Regions from separate parts of the Homo sapiens genome. Here region 1 is linked to region 2. The links are chromatin loops, found by intact Hi-C in ENCODE. Cell type or tissue: prostate gland. All regions are shown on one strand. Links, peaks and the distances in the headings refer to the core of each region. The heading gives the core; the rest is flanking DNA. Region 1 has its middle 77 kb from the start of DNAH14. Region 2 has its middle 78 kb from the start of WDR26.

Region 1 (8,336 bases), core at 76-8,075, 340 kb after region 2:
CTTGCAAATGGAGTTTCAAAAACAAAAGTGTGTAAATTAGTACAGCTGTTATGGAAAACAGTATGGAGTTTCCCCCAAAAGCTAAAAATAGAAGTACCCTGTGATCCAGCAGGTCCCACTGCTGGGTATATATATCCAAAGAAAATGAAGTCAGTATGTCAAAGAGACATTTGCACTCTCATGTTTATTGCAGCACTATTCACAACAGCCAAGATATGGGATCTACCTAAGTGTCCATCAACAGATGAATGGATAAAGAAAATTCAGTCTTAAAAAAGAAGGACATCTTGTCAGTTATGACAACATAGTTGAAACCGAAGGACATCGTGTTAAGTGAAATAAACCAGGCACAGAAAGACAAATACTACATGATCTCATTTTTATGTGGAATCTAAAAAAGTTGAACTCATAGAAGCAGAGAGTAGAATGTTGATTACTAGGGGATGAGGCAGGGATTGGCAGGGATAGAGAAAGGGGAGATAATGGATCAAAAGGTACAAAGTTTCAGTTAGGGGGAGTAAGTTCAAAAGAGCAATCATATGTCATGGTGACCACAGTTAAGAATAATATATTGGGTCAGATGTGGTGGCTCATGCCTGTAATCCCAGCACTTGGGATTTAGGAGGCTGAGCCAGGAGGATCGCTTGAGCCTAGGAGTTCAAGACCAGCCTGAGCAACATGGTGAAACCCTGTCTCTACAAAAAAAATACAAAAATTAGCCGGGCATGGTAGTATGCACTTGTAGACCTAGCTACCCAAGAGGCTGAGGTAACAGGATCAGCTGAGCTTGGTGAGATTGAGGCTGCAGTGAGTTGTGGTCATGCCACTGCACTCCAGCCTGGGCTACAGAGGGAGATCCTGTCTCAATAATAATATATACTTGAAAATTGCTAAGAGAGTAGATTTTAAGTGTTCTCACCACAAAAAATAAGTATGTGAGGTGATACATATGTTAAATTCTTGATTTAGCCACTCCACATTGTATACATATGTCAGAACATCATGTTGTGTCAGAAGCTTTGAATCAGAGCTATTCCATCTTGAGTAGGGGCTGGGTAAAATAAGGCTGAGACCTACTGGGCTTCATTTCCAGGTGGTTAGGCATTCTATGTCATGGAATGAGATAGGAGGTCAGCACAAGATACAGGTCATAAAGACCTTGCTGATAAAACAGTTTGTGGTGAAGAAACCGGCCAAAACCCACCAAAATCAAGACGGTGACAAAAGTGACCGTCTGGTCGCCCTCACTGCTCATTATACACTAATTATAATGCATTAGCATGCTAAAAGACACACCCACTAGCACCATGACAGTTTACAAGTGCAATGGCAACGTCAGGAAGTTACCCTATATGGTCTAAAAAGAGGAGGAACCCTGAATTCTGGGAATTGCCCACTGTTTTCCTGGAAAACTTATGAATAATCCACCTCTTGTTCAGCATATAATCAAGAAACAACCATAAAAATGGCCAACCAGCAGCCCTTGGTGCTGCTCTGCCTATGGAGTAACCATTCTTTATTCCTTTACTTTGTTAATAAACTTGCTTTCACTTTACGGATTCACCTCAAATTCCTTCTTTCACGAGATCCAAGAACCCTCTCTTGGGATCTGGATTAGGACTCCTTTCTGGTAACAGTTGTACACCATAAATACATACAATTTTTACTTGTCAATTTAAAAAATTTTTAAAAGAGAAGAGAATGAGAGAATGAGTCAGTGATCATAATTCAAAAGTGGGCAGATCATGAGGTCAGGAGTTCGAGACCAGCCTGACCAACATGGTGAAACCCCGTCTCTGCTAAAAATACAAAAATTAGCGGGTATGGTGGTGCACCCCTGTAATCCCAGCTACTCAGGAGGCTGAGTCAGGAGAATCACTTGAACCAGGCAGGCGGAGGTTACATTGAGCTGAGATCGCGCCACTACACTCCAGCCTGGGTGACAGAGCAAGACTCCGTCTCAAAAAAAAAAAAAGCATCTTCCTTGTTGACATGGTCATTTTCCAAAATGAATGATACCATCTTTACACTTATCATCTGGTGCTAGATTGAAGGTGCTCTCCTCTGAAGCATTTACCTACAGATCTTACCTGATGGCTGCCTTTTTGAAATCTGTGTCTGACGACTGAGGGGTCACCATGTTATTGCACCCACACACACGGTTGAGATGGGGCCCAGGTAGCAAGGGTCTTTGCCTACTGTATCATTGAAGCTCAAAAGCACACACAGAGTTTCCATATTGTATTTGGATCACTTTGGTGAACTGGAAACAGTAATCTGGCTGTGAGGGTAGTAGGTTTTCCCAGTGGGGAAGATGCCCCCCTAACCACAGGCATCCCATTGGTGTGAAGAGAAATGAGCCAGGAGCTTTCATCATCATCGGACCATCAGACCACACACATGCGCCCTCACACTCTGCTTCTAAATGCCCTGAATGCCTTAAAGGTAGAGAAAACACATTTTCTTTGGTTGTGAATCTGTGGTATGAACATAAGCAGAGGGTGCTACCTCCTTTGCCTTGTTTTGATATTTATTTGTTCAGGGACCATGTATTGAGAGGTATCTACATGCAGACACTGTGTTAAGCTGAGAGCAAATCTGGGGCAGAGCACAATAAATAGTCAGTGTTTGTGGCTTTTAGATTGATGAGCAAATATTCACACAAATAAATGTTCAATTCATTGAGTTGTCACCCTTTTCAACCTCAGACTGAGCTCCAGAATGGGGACTAGGCCATTTCACCTCTGCACCCCAGCATGCAGCCCAGTGTTTGGAGGAGTGGGTGCTGAGAAGTTGGCTGAAAGCACCATCCTCGTGCTGTCTAATGTCAGCTCCTGCAAGGGAAGCTCTTGGGTCCTAGCACCAAGGGTAGAGGTCACTGTGGTTGTCCTGCCAAGATATGCTCTCCTGAGGTGGCTGTTGGAGGAGCGGCGCGTAGAGACATGGAGTGCATCTCAGAGCTCAGACCTTGGCCGCTCCTCTGGGATGGTCGCAGCATCTCTCTTCCTGACCACACTACAAGGGTTGGTGACCAAAAGGAATGTTTGAGCCTTCAGTAGTTACAGAAGTGAGGCCCTAAGCACTGCCCATCCAGTGCAGGCTTGGAATGGGGGTCGTTCCAAGGTGTCCACAGTCAGACCCACCTGCTCCAGGGTGGCTGAGAGCATGAGAAAAGGTAACTTGCTCAGAGTGCTCAGTACTGACCTATGCTGGTCAGTGACAGCTGCCAATAAACAAGGGGGTGGGGACTGTGCCTCCCAAGGTAGGCCAGCCTAACTCTGTAAAGCACTGTTAGTTTAACTGTCCCAAAGCGAGCTATGGACAAGAGCCTTGAAGTCCAGTGTTTTATAATGGGCATAAACACAAGGTGCCAGCTTGGAGGACTTTCTGCTGATGCCCTCAACAGAGCCAGCTCTGGCATAGTGCCCTCTGCTGGTGATGTGGATCCATGCTCGGCAAGCCCGGGAAAAAAGGCAGGTCAAGACACTTTGAGACTCCTTCTCAGGCCACCACATGGTGTTTAATGATTATTGTTATATTCTAAGTTGATAGAAGTGCACTCTGGCCCTTAGCTGGGGACCAAAGCAAAGGAGTGGAGAGGAGCTAGGAGGGCAGTAGCAACACGGGGACACCCTCTAAGCAGCAGCTCAGCCCGTCCCTGCCCTGGCCTTTCAGCCCCTCACTCCTCCTGAGTCCTCTCAGCTCACTGCCATGAGGTGTTCTATGTTTCCTCCACGGGGCTGGGGGATCCGAAGGCAGGCACTACTTTGACTTTCTGCATCTGGAGGCCACAGTAGGTACTGAATACACCTTTGATGGAAGGGCTCATCACCTGTTCCGTTCCCACACTGTTTCCATGACAAATGACTGAATGCAGACTGTGCTCGAGAGGCTCGCACAGCAGGGCCGCTCCCACTGCTCTGTTGCTTAAACAGGAAAGGGTCCAGCCTAGGGCACCGAAGGCAAAGGAGCAGAGGGGGGTTCTCTCAATTCAGTGAGGGGCACAAAAGGCAACCCACCCCCAGCTCATCCCTGGGAGCCCAGAAGCCCATGAAGAAGGCTTTCTGGAGTGCCCTGGTTGTCCAGCATGGTACGGACAGACGGTGGGGCTAGTCAGCAGTAGCACACCTTGGTCTCCACTGCATCTGGGTTTGAATCCTTGTGCTTTCACTTGCCAGCTCTGTGCCTGTTAACATCTCTGAGCCTCTGTTTTCTCATCTAAAAATAGAAATGATGATAATACAGTCCTTTTCTGAGGACTACGTGAATTTAGTTATGTAATGTGTCACCTAAAATGATGCTTAACACATAGTCAGGGCTCAAAACCGGTTGTCATGGCTGCTGATATGGCTATTCCTAGGAACGTTGCAGAGATGTGGGAGATTCAAATGAATCCAAAAATTTAAATTCCGGCCTACCGTTACCTACAGTTACCTGCAATACACCATAGATATCGTGAAATGGAATAGAACAGTTTCAAGATGACATTAATATTTTAGTTTTTACCCTTTGATAAATCGCTTCGCATCTTTGGGTCTTGGTTTCTTCATGAGGAAAATGATGTAGTATAATTCAGTAATCATATGCTACATATAGTAATCATGCTAGGATCCTGAACATGAGATCATATAATACAAACCTAATCTAGGCAGTCCCAGCTTCTTGCAAAGTTGCATTTCCCCTACTCAATTATTCAGTTCTGAATATACATATGTACGTATATACGTGTGTACGTATGTACGTGTGTACGTGTGTACGTATGTACGTGTGTACGTGTGTACGTATGTATGTATGTTACTGCCTGCTGCCTTACTTGACTGGTTTAGAAACCAAGCGTCAGCCTGATTTATGCTTCCTGATTTTTCTTGGACAACTGAGTCAGCATTTCATCTTATAAGGTCCCCATCTAGTGGTAGTAAAAGAAAATTGCAAGGCCGTAAGTCCCCTTTTCCCATCTGCATTCCTGGTCCATAAAAGTGGGACAGATATGAATGAATGAATGCTGAGAATGGGACGAATCAGGTAAAACCAACTCAAGATGTGAGTTCTGAGTTGGGTCTTGAAATAAAATGGCAAACATAGATTGCCAAAGAAGCATTGTGAACTTTCCTGGTTGGAGGTAAGTCATGCACTAAAGCTCTGCATTGAAAAGAAGGGGAGTTTGGCATTCTTGGCCAAAAAAGCAACTGTTTGGGTGACAGTGGAGGGGCCATGTTGGTTAGTTGGGAATGACAAGAATGGTATAACTGGGCAGAAGAGTTTAGACTTGATGTGACAGTTTTCTAAGATGCCAAGTTGGTCTGTTACAGAATCCGCAACATATCAGTAGGGTTCCAAATCACACTCTCAAAAGCAGTGTGGCCCATGCCCTTCTCTATGGGTCTAAGGCTCTCTTCTTAATGGCTTTTATAGAGCTGTTACCCTCCCTCTCAACTTCTGTTAAGTGCATGGGTTTTGGATTCAGAAAGTCACCCTGTGTTCTTGAGAAAAGTATTAACTTCATTTTTCTCATCTGTAAAACTGCAGGAGGATGCAGGTTGATGTGAGGATTAAGTGATGTGATCTGAGCATGGAACCTAGTGTACAGCCTGACACAAAGTATAGCCCAATAAACAGCATTATGAATGCCTTTCTTTCCTCTCATGGATCACTTCATTGTCCCCTTCCTTTGAGTTGCTTATTTTTATAAAGGTCTCTTTTGTGTCACGTTTGTGAAACAGGATGTTAAACACAACTTTTTGTATCCTCTTAAGGCTTTAGCAAAAGCACTGGGGGCCAAGAACAACAGGTGCTGCACTATAAATGCAAAAATTATGAAACCAGCTTTGACCCCTATCCCATCAGCCACCTGGCACATATGTAAGAAAAGGCAAAGGTTTCATCAAGGGGTTCAAGAGGCCAGGAAAGGGCTGCCAGGATGCAGTGCACCACCCGCTGCCCCACCCATGGGGGCTGAGGAGGGAGGGCCTTTTCCTTCTCTGTCAGCTCAAGAGAAAGAAACCACCAAGAGAAAACTCACCTGGAGACATTGTCATGGGCTCTCTGGCGTTTGAGGGATCAGCCTGAAAATAACTGAAAGAACTCTGCCCCCAAAAGCCTTTCTGCCAGGCTCAGGCGTCTACAGCAGAAAGAAACTGGGGACACTGTTGGAAGCAGTGGCTGGGGTGGGGTTGGGGATGAGAAGCTTGTACATGGTCAGCTGGAGGACCAGCTACACCAGGGAAGGGGGTCCCCAGGAAGAGCATTCTCCGAAACCCATCAAAGCTCTCAGTCACAGCCAGAAGGCCTTTTCTGTCCCATGCCTCCCCTCCAAACCCCTGAACCACGCTGGAAAGGCCCCCAGGGAGGTAGAGAGTGAGACAAAGAGGAGTCTAACCCCTGAGGGAGGTCCACGCTGGAGCAGGAGGGAAAATTTAGATTGAATGGGAGTCTAGGGTTTTGATAATAATCGCTGGAAATCTAATTTTATTAGATTACATTTTATTAACTGTAAGTAGTCAGAGGAACTGTTATTACTAAAGAGTAATTAGAAAAGCTATGATACAAATCCAAGGTTCTATCCAAGGGTGGAGTGGTAGGGATAATGAATTCTTCAGGAGGGGTGGGCTTAAGGGTTAATGTAGCCTCAGAGTCCAACTTATTTAATAAACTGGTAACAGGTGTATTTATCCCATCATTGTTAGCTTTGCTGTAAGTTTAGGAGTTGGCTTTTATCCTGGGAGGACTATGTTGACATGACTCTATTATAATAACATAAATCTTCATGTCTCAGGGATTGTTGCATAATCCTGCCTGGAAACACAAAGATGAAGTAGACTTGATTATTCATTGATATTTATTGTTAATCTGCACTGTAATCAGACAATTAATACAACAGAAGAAGGGCTTTGGGGCATATAGAGCTCAGTTCAAATCCAGTCCCATTACTTCCTGTGTACTTATGTGCCCTCGGTTTCATCACCTATGCAATGGGTATTATTCACGGGTTACCCTTGAAGAGTTGCAAGGATTTGATGAAATAATGCATGTCAGAGACCCAGAATGGTGGCTGACACGAGTACAGTGCCTAACCTAGTCAGTGAATAAATGTGGCTGCTATTACTGTATAGGGCAGAGGGTTAAGCCCTATGGGTTACAGAATAATGCACAGTCTCTCTGTTCAAAGAGTTTACATTCTGGGGAAAGGTAGATGAAATGTGTATATGTATAACTTGCGCTGTCAGTTTTTGATGTAGGCTATTTATTTACCAAGGCTTTACTGATTTCTTTGTAGACAAAGTGGATAATTGGCACTTTGGGAGGCCAAGGCGGGCAGATAGATCACAAGGTCAGGAGATCAAGACCATCCTGGCTAACATGGTGAAACCCTGTCTCTACTAAAAATACAAAAAGTTAGCTGGGCGTGGTGGCAGGCACCTATAGTCCCAGCTACTTGGAAGGCTGAGGCAGGAGAATCACTTGAACCCAGGAGGCGGAGGTTGCAGTGAGCTGAGATCGCACCACTGCACTCCAGCCTGGGCGACAGAGAAAGACTCCGTCTCCAAAAAAAAAAAAAAAAGGTGAATAATTAGCATTGGGTGTCCATTTTCTCAGGCGAATTTGTAGCTGAATGAAAGACTAAACCCAAATAAACTTTAATTAATAGGTTTGATGCAAGAGACAGAATTAAGCAAAAATGATCCTGGGAACTTACCCTAAGTTGTTTGAACAACAAGCCAGCTGGGATTTGGGGCATCCCTTTCTCTAGTAGGGTGTCCCCATGGCATCCTCCCTGGAGCAGATGGGACTGCAACATCCCATGGGCCTTAGGGTCTCCAGGCACTGGCATCTTGCTTTCCCCCAGGAAGCTCCTGAGAACAGCTGGCACCCAAATCCAGACTGCCCAGTGCCCAATAAGTTTGTTCTCAGACTTGCCCCAAAAGAATAGAAAGCAGCTGAGGGCCAGGTCCCTCCCCTGGAACAACCTCCATGGTGAAGTCAGCTGTAATGCCCTGGCACCACCCACCTCTCATGAGGATAGTGGGAGAGAGGGAGCCCTGCCTTCCCTTGTTAACTCTCATTTTGTACGTTTGCTTCATTTTCTAGTAAAGTCCATTTCTTCCCCAGTCTATGTTATGTTGTGAAATTCAACCAAGCCTTAGTACATGACTCTGAAGGAATCTGCCTCAGATGAAAATGGGTTAGTTTTAACTGGAGAGGCAATTTCTTACAGCCTACCACGAGCTTTGTCCATCACAATGCTCTGCTAAGTGATTCAGCTTGGATAAAGATTTGGAAGGCAAGCTGCTCAGACCTGTAGGGGATATGAAGCTAGGACAGTGTGAATGGAGAAACCC
Region 2 (8,336 bases), core at 204-8,203:
GGGAGGCCAAGGTGGGTGGATCACTCGAGGTCAGGAGTTCAAGACCAGCCTGGCCAACATGGTGAAACCCCATCTATACTAAAAATACAAAAATTAGCCTGGTGTGGTGGTACACATCTGTAATCCCAGCTACTCGGGAGGCTGAGACGCAAGAATTGCTTGAACCTGGGAGGTGGAGGTTTGCAGTGAGCTGAGATCATGCCAGTGCACTCCAGCCTGGGTGAGAGAGTGAAACCCTGAAGATAGAAAGACGAAAGGAAAGAAGAAGGGAAAGAAGAAAGGAAAGAAGAAAGGAAAGCCTGGGTGGTGGTTTGTTTACTGGCTGTGAGTCTTCCTCTCAGCTTCTCCTGTCTGTTCTGGCTCCATGCTTTCCTCCAGCTCACACATAATCTACCCTCACCAGAGACCCAGTGCCCAATCCATGCAGCCCCTTCTCCCTGGCCCACCCTCCTTGCCACAGGTCAGGCTCTTGCTGTCCTGTCCTCTGGACTCTTGTCATCTCCCAAGTACCCTGCCTGCCCCAAATAGCTGCCAGAGTGGTTTTTCTGCAAACCTCAATCTGATCATGTTACTCCCCAGGTGAGATCCTCCACAGCTCCCTCTTGGCTACAAGATTAATCCAAACAAAAAGAAGTGTGAGGTGCCAGGCTGGTGACGATGAGACCCATGCTCAGTCTCTGGCACCTCTGTGCCCCCCTCGCCTGAAGTCTGAGTGCATGCTGGGGTGGTGTCCAGGCCTGAGGAGCAATCCTGCAACCTCCTTCCCTCCTCAGAGCTGCAGGCGACAGTGTCAGTGTCTCCCAGGGGCGAGCCCCAGCTGTCCACCTAGAAAAAGGGCCCCAGAAAGTGGTGGTGTCTCCTCCTCAATGCTTTCCAGCCCTCGATGCACGAACCATAGAGGAAGCTCCTTTGGCTGCTGGTTTCTGGGCTTCAGGCCTTCCTTTTCTTAGTCTGCTTCCCGTGGGCTCCTAGCAGTGTGGACCTCGTGGCTCTACCGCTGGCCTGCACTTCTCATCCTGCCTTGTTTAAACTTGATAACTGAACTCTGGACTCCTCCCTCTTGACTCACTGAGGGAAGTCTATGGATGTTCCCCTTGGAACTGCCCCCGTGAGAGGCTCTGTTACTGGGAAGGGGGAGCAGAGGTAGAAGAAGCTGGAGGGGTCAGCGGGAGTCAGTTTGCCCCATTCCCCATGCAAAGGAGCTTAAACTTCATCCTCAGCTGATGGGCAGGCATGGAGTGTCAGTAGGGGCGCCCCGTGGTCAGCGTTGTGTTTTAAAACGATCACTATCAGCAGTCGGGAGCCAGGGAGGCCAGTTGGGAGACTCAGAATTGAGGTGGGTGACAGCAAGAACCAGAAACAAGGCTGGGCACATGGCTTATGGCTGTAATCCCAGCACTTTGGGAAGCTGAGAGCTGAGGCAGGAGGCTTATTTGAGGGCAGGAGTTTGAGGCTGTAGTGAGCCATGATCATGCCACTGCACTCCAGCCTGGGCAACAGAACAGGACCCTGTCTCAAAAAAAAAAAACAAAAAAAAAACAAAAAAAAGAAAGAACTAGAACCATATTAATGTCCTGGCCGGTCAATGCAGTCATTGACCTTGATGCTGTGGGGCTCAGGTAGGCAGGTAAGAGGAAACACAGAGGAGCCGGGTTCCAGGATGGCACAACCAGAGTTTACTGACTGATACTCCAAAGGGGGTTCTGGAGCACATACTCTCTGTCCTGGCTCAGCACACACCAGGCCTCCCTGGCACTGAGGTCTGATGGTAACAGGTTGTCCCCTTCCTCCCTGGCTTTGTCCTCTGGGAGAAGGGGCAAGGGGGAAAGGAGGAGAGTTGTTTCATTCCACCACAGGCCAGCACTGAACACAGCCTGGCTGGAGATGCAAAATGCAAGCCAGAGGATGTGGTTTGGGTTGTCCCTGAAAAAGATCTCTGTTTATGCATTGTAGGATATTTTCAGATGAGGCTTAATGTGAAGAAAGGGAGGCTGACCTCTCTGAAAGGCCTGCTTCTTAAAGGCACAGTGCATTACAGTATATCACGAGAAGAATGGGAGCGGCAGATGCTATAGGTTTCTTCTTTATCAGTGATGCCATCACAGTTGTGGTTAGGCCAGAGGGCTGCTTGTCGTTTCCAAGGCTCTATTCCCAATTCAGTCTGTAACTCATGGTGTGATGTTAGATAAGACACTTCATTTTCCCCAGACCCTATTTAATAATCTGTAAAATACTCCTCTATCTTTTAGGAGGTGACAAGAGGTGGAATTAATTTGTGTTTGTGAAGTGCTTTGAGGTCCCCAGACAAAAGCCACTATGTAAATAGCTGAGTATTCTCCACTTGGATTGAACCTGTGGGTTCATAGTCAGACCCGCATGTGATCACAAAGTGGGTAGACTGGTTTTCATGATTTCATATTCAGATCCTTGGAGGATACTTATTTCCTTTCAGTTTCTTTCCTTCTTTCTTCCTAAATAAAAATATTATTTACTAGGCCAGGTGTGGTGGCTCATGCCTGTAATCCTAGCATGTTGGGAGGCTGAGGTGGGAAGATCATTTGAGGCTGGTTTGCAACCAGACTGGGCAACATAGCGAGACTCCTTGCCTATAAAAAATTAAGAGATTACCTGGGTGTGGTGGCATACACCTGTAGTCCCAGTTATTCAGGAGGCTGAAGTAGGAGGATCCTTTGAGTTTAGGAGGGCGAGGCTGCAGTGAGCTATGATCATGCCACTGCACTCCAACCTGGGTGACAGGACAAACCCTATCTCAAACAAAACAAATTTAAGAAAATTTTTAAAAGTTTGGAGCTGGCCAGGCATGGTGGCTCATGCCTGTAATCCCAGCACTTTGGGAGGCTGAGGCGGGTGGATCACCTGAGGTCAGGAGTTCGAGACCAGCCTGACCAACATGGAGAAACCCCGTCTCTACTAAAAATACAAAATTAGCTGGGCGTGGTGGCGCATGCCTGTAATCCTAGCTACTAGGGAGGCTGAGGCAGGAGAATCGCTTGAACCCTGGAGGTGGAGGTTGCAGTGAGCCGAGATCGTGCCATTGCACTCCAGCCTGGGCAACAAGAGTGAAACACCGTCTCAAAAAAAAAAAAAAGTTTGGAGCTAAGAATGGGCATGGTGGCTCATGCCTGTGATCCTAGCACTTTGAGAGGCCAAGGCAGAGGATCGCTTGAGGTCAGGAATTTGAGACTAGCCTGGGCAAGAAAGTCAGACCCATCTCTACAGAAAATTAAAAAATTAGCGAGGCATGGTGGTGCACGCCTGTAGTTCTAGCTACTTGGGAGGCTGAGGGGGAAATCAGTTGAGCCCAGGTGTTTGAGGTTACAGTGAACTATGATGGTGCCTCTGCACTTCAGCTGAGGCAACAGAGTGAGACCTTGTTTCAAAAACAAAAAAGAAAAAATGGAGCTATACAGAAAATACAGTAATGAATAGCCAGGTACCCATCAACCAAAATGAACAAATGTTGACATTTTTTACATTTAACAATTTTTATTTGCATTTAAAAGTATTTTTATCTAACAACATACCATGAGGTATATGTGGGCTTTAAACCTTGTTTGTTTTTAAAATAAAAGAAAGAACACATTTGTATTTCCTTCATCCCACCCACCCTGCCACCCCTCCAGCCCATTTACCTTCCTCCAGCCCCTGAGGTGGCTATTGTCATGGGTACGTGCCCTCCCTGTTCATGTGTGGGCCCATGTGTGGGTGGGTGTAGTTTATCTTCCCACGTGTATAGGGGAACTAAGCTAAAAATGATGTGAGTGAACACAGAATGGAGTTCAGAGTCAAGCTGACCAGGGTTGGAGACCTGGCTCTCCCGCTTTTGGCCTCTGTCCTTTGGCCTCTTTGAACCTGTTTACCCATCTGCAACGTGGCAATTATTAGCTTACAGCATTGCTGTTAACACTGGAGATAATGGTAAAGTGGCTGGCTTAATAAATGGTAACTGACATTATTAACCATTTCTGTTTTTATCTCTTTTTCTAGATGGAAAGCCCTTTGAGAGCAGAGACCCTGCCCGCAGCCTGTGTCCCTTTGTATAATTTACAATTTGTGCTACCTAGCTTTTTTTTTAAACAGTGGATCTTGCTCTGTCACTCAGGCTGGAGTGCAGTGGTGTGATCACAGCTCACAGCAGCCTAAACCTTCCAGATTCAAGCAATCATCCCACTGAGTAGCTGGGACTATAGGCACATACCACCACACCTGGTTAATTTTTTTTTTTAATTTTTGTAGAGTTGGGGGTGGGGGTGGGGGTGGGAGGGGGGGGGTCTCTCTATGTTGCTCAGGCTGGTCTCGAACTCCTGGACTCAACTGATCCTCCTGCCTCAGCTTCCCAAAGTGCTGGGATTACAGGTGTGAGCCCCTGGGCCTGGCCAGCTTGTTTCTTGAGGAAATGATTGCAATGCCCGAGCCCCACTTCCCAGCCTCAGTTCAGATGCACGTAAGGGCTGTTGCAAAAGCTGTGTTCTCAGTGCACCTGGAGGACACGGGGAACCATTTGGCTGAGGACAGAAGCAGTGATGAGAAGAGGCCCTTCGAATTTTCCCCCGGGTTCTGCTGTTGTCTATTCAAGTTACACATTAATTCAATATAGTGGCATGAAGGAGGAGACACAGAGCTACTTCATGGGATCTGTCTTCTTAACAGTCATGCATTATGCATTGCTGTTGTTTCAGGTGCGTTTTTGCAAGACTGCGCACTCACACGACCATTGAGAGGCTCACTTTGCAGTGGCCCTCCCAGGCCCTCCGTGGTTGGGTGTCCGTCTTTGTCAGAAAAGGGCCAGCAGGGGGCACCAAACCCGCACGTTTCTGCCGGGAGAGGGCGTCTGGGTGAGCGACAGGGCCTGAGGCTCACGTTCCTTCCCTCCCTTTGCTGATATTTGGACATTTCTTTCTACAGTAGTTTTAGACTCCCACAGCGGCAAGGCAGAGAGCTTTCTTTATTAAAGCAACAAACAAACAAACAAACACCCTTCTCCTTCAAACCTCATCTCCAACAGCAGCAGAAACTGTCATCACAAAAAGCCACTTCATTCATCTTCTTTTGATTTGCATTTGTTCATCTTAAATCAGGGGCCAGAGACCAAGAGGTATAAAATGATCTACCTGAACTGAACTGGAACATACTTGTCTAAGTCCTATTGTTTGCTATAAGGGCCTTACGATATTTTAGTTTATACGCATGCAGGTTAAGAATAATCATAGAGTTTCAGACCTGGGCACTAGATAAATATCATCTAGCCAGGGTTTCTGAGTCCACAGTTACACTCCAGCCCCCAGTTTTTGACATCTAAATCTGCACACTAGCTATATTATTTGTTTAGTATTTTAATATCTACTCCTGTAAAACTTACATAAGTTGATTTTAAAAAGACCACCATCATAAATGGAAAATTGCTATTTTTCAAATACATATTAAGATAAAGAATTAACATTAAAATAAGCTGGGCATAATGGCTCACACCTGTAATCCCAGCACTTTGGGAGGCTGAGGTGGGCGGATCACTTGAAGCCAGGAGTTCAAGAACAGCCTGAGCAGTATAGCAAAATCCTGTCTCTACGAAAAATACAAAAATTAACTGGGTGTGGTGGTGCGAGCCTGTAGTCCCAGCCACTTGGGAGGGTGTGGTGGCAGGATCACCTGAGCCCAGGGAGGTTGAGGCTGCAGTGAGCCGTGGTCATGCCACCGCATTCCAGCCTTGGCGAGAGTGAGACCCTGTCTCAAAAAACAAACAACAAAAACAAAACCCCCATTAAAACAGAAGCCCCTTCTCTGCCTCCCATACTACCTTACACTCCTTTATTTTGCCTGTGTGGAGCCTAGGCCAGAGAAGTGACTTGAATTGCCCCACATCTTGGTGAGCTGCAGAGCTGAGATTTAGCTGGGTACCTGTTCCTCTCTGGCACATGGCCATGACTAGGAAGGAACAGTTTTGTTAAACCAGCAGGTCTTACTCTTTGGAATGATCTTTGACAAAGTTTTAGTAGGCAGTGCCCACTTTTAATGTTTTTAGTGTTTTTCCTACTGCTTCTGGAAGGTGAAAGCCAAGAACAGGAGGGTCTGGGCGGGGGTCTAGGCTATTTACAGTGGCATTGATTTGATTACCACTCTTTAGCAGTGAAAAGTGTTGAGTATGCACTCCCAGCAGATGTATGCTTATTTATGTGTACTTTTGTACATGCATGACTGTACCAATATATTATGCTCATTGTAAAGTATACACAAATATTAACTCAAAAAATGGTAAAGAAAAGGAAAGCAGTATTTTAAAATGTCTTGTTAACTGCAATGGTTTCATTACTGTTGTCAGCTAATATCTTGAGCACAATTACACTTAGGGTTAGATTCCTCATTAGCAGCAGCACGCACCAAGCCATGTTTCAAAGACTCTTTTGGTAATTTGAAAACTTTTTGGCTGGCCTGTGAGATCTGATTATATTGTCTTGTTTGCCCTTGAAATATGGCTAACAACTTGTCAGGTCTGCCTCTTTCTTGCTGTTCATCTTGTTTTGCATTATTACTTCAATCCACAGTTTCTTTTTTGAAAAAAGCTTAAGCCTCTTGCCCACTTTGGGGATAGTTAAACATGGGATCCTCTCTGTAGTTCCACTTACCCAGGCTTGTCTATAACAGGCCACATCATGCTGAACAAGAGCCGAGAAGTAGAATCGCCAGTGTCAAGCCGTCCACGTTGTGGGATGCCCACTGTTCCCCCAGGATCACTCAAGACCCTGTGACTTGTGGTCACTGATGAGTGGACCAAGTGAAGGTACGAAGGTCGTTGCTTAGAGTGAATATTAATAAAGCTTAGCTTATTATGTGTTTAATTGTATAAAAATAAATACATGAACATTTTAGTATTTTCTTCTTGTACCCTCTGGATTGTGTTTTATGACCCACAAATGTAGAGAAAAAAATCCATGAACTGCCCAGGCGCGGTGGCTTACCCCTGTAATCCCAGCACTTTGGGAGGCCGAGGTGGGCAGATCATGAGGTCAAGAGATAGAGACCATTCTAGCCAACATGGTGAAACCCTGTCTCTACTAAAAATACAAAAATTAGCTGGGCATGGTGGCACGTGCCTGTAGTCCCAGCTACTTGAGAGGCTGAGGCAGGAGAATCGATCGAACCAGGAGGCGGAGGTTGCAGTGAGCCGAGATTGTGCCACTGCATTCCCGCCTGGCGACAAACCGAGACTCTGTCTCAAAAAAAAAAAAAAAAAAAAAAAAAAAAATCCATGCACTTCGGCTTGGCACATAAAGCCCTTCACAGCTCAACTTACCTTGCTGACTTCCTAGTCAACTCCAGGTGCTACCACTGGGCCACATCTATGGGCTTCCCACGAGACTATGAACCTTAGAGGGCAGGTATGGCATCTTATTCATCCTTGTGTTTTCAAAGCCTAGCTCAATGCTAGAGATGAAAATTTCCTAGATCTCAAAGCAAAAGGGCTGCCATGAAGAGTCATGGGCTTTCTGCCTTTGGGGTTGGGCCTTTGCAAAGCCTCTGCATGCTCCAGGCAGTGGTGCTGGCCCTCCATGTCTCTGTAGGCCTCCCCAGACAGCCTGGCCCCTGCATGGGTCTGCACTGCAAGAGCAGATAAGCCATTCGGCGCCTGCCATGGACAGAACAGCGCTGAACAGATGGGGCAGATTGTAAACTTTGCAGCACGTTTTCTTACCCTCTGCCATCATCGCATCATCCCCGCCAGAAAATCTGTCTCTACGCAGTGCTAAGGACACACTCTTTCCTTGTGAGCCCTTCCTGGCCCCACTCTTGTTTTTTTTTGTTTTTAGGAGCTATAGGTATAAAGCCAGATGGCTTCACCCACTTCCCCAGCTCTGCTTCTGTTTCAGTGACAGGGAAATTAAGAACTGTTTTTAGGGGGTAGGGGAAGATTTCACCTGGATCCTGGAGATGGGGCATCTTGCATACTGTGATGTCCAGGTATGGCTGTTCTGGCTGTGGGATATGGTGTTTTTTGTTTGTTTGTTAGTTTTTTGGCATGTGTGTTTATCTCAGTTTCTTGCATTTTCCCCTATCTCTCTGCTCTCTTGACCTGATGGAGGTTGGCGGCGGTGGTGGGATGACCTCCATACTCCCATGGGGCAGTGCTGAGCACACCTTGGAGCAGGAGCCTGTTCTGCACACCCAATAGTGTGTGCAGAAATGCCAGCTGGGAGCCTATTTAACGGAGCCATTTCATAAATCGGGATGCTGAAACTCTGATTACACACAGCATTTTTGTAGGCTGCGGTGGGGCTGATCTCAACCCCACAGGGTTTACTCACCCGCCTGGAGTGGCGTTT

Evidence for each region. Peaks named below come from ENCODE experiments on the same cell type or tissue, not always from the same donor. Only the 100,000 strongest peaks of a DNase experiment are listed, where the experiment ranks them.
Region 1: it touches region 2 in a loop (10-fold over the local background); 98 of 110 quality-filtered maps call a loop at or near these places.

What each region holds. Positions count from the first base shown.
Region 1 is chr1:224,848,239-224,856,574 of GRCh38, forward strand. No RefSeq gene overlaps it. Among named protein-coding and RNA genes, the nearest start is that of DNAH14, 77 kb to the right of the region's middle. In prostate gland, for the core only: CTCF peaks have their summits at 3,447 (motif pointing left) and 4,904 (motif pointing left); a DNase peak (open chromatin) is centred at 3,403.
Region 2 is chr1:224,509,081-224,517,416 of GRCh38, forward strand. It overlaps a transcript of CNIH3 not described here. Among named protein-coding and RNA genes, the nearest start is that of WDR26, 78 kb to the left of the region's middle. RefSeq lists an enhancer at 1-885 and a silencer at 6,533-6,737. In prostate gland, for the core only: a CTCF peak has its summit at 4,823 (motif pointing right); a DNase peak (open chromatin) is centred at 4,841.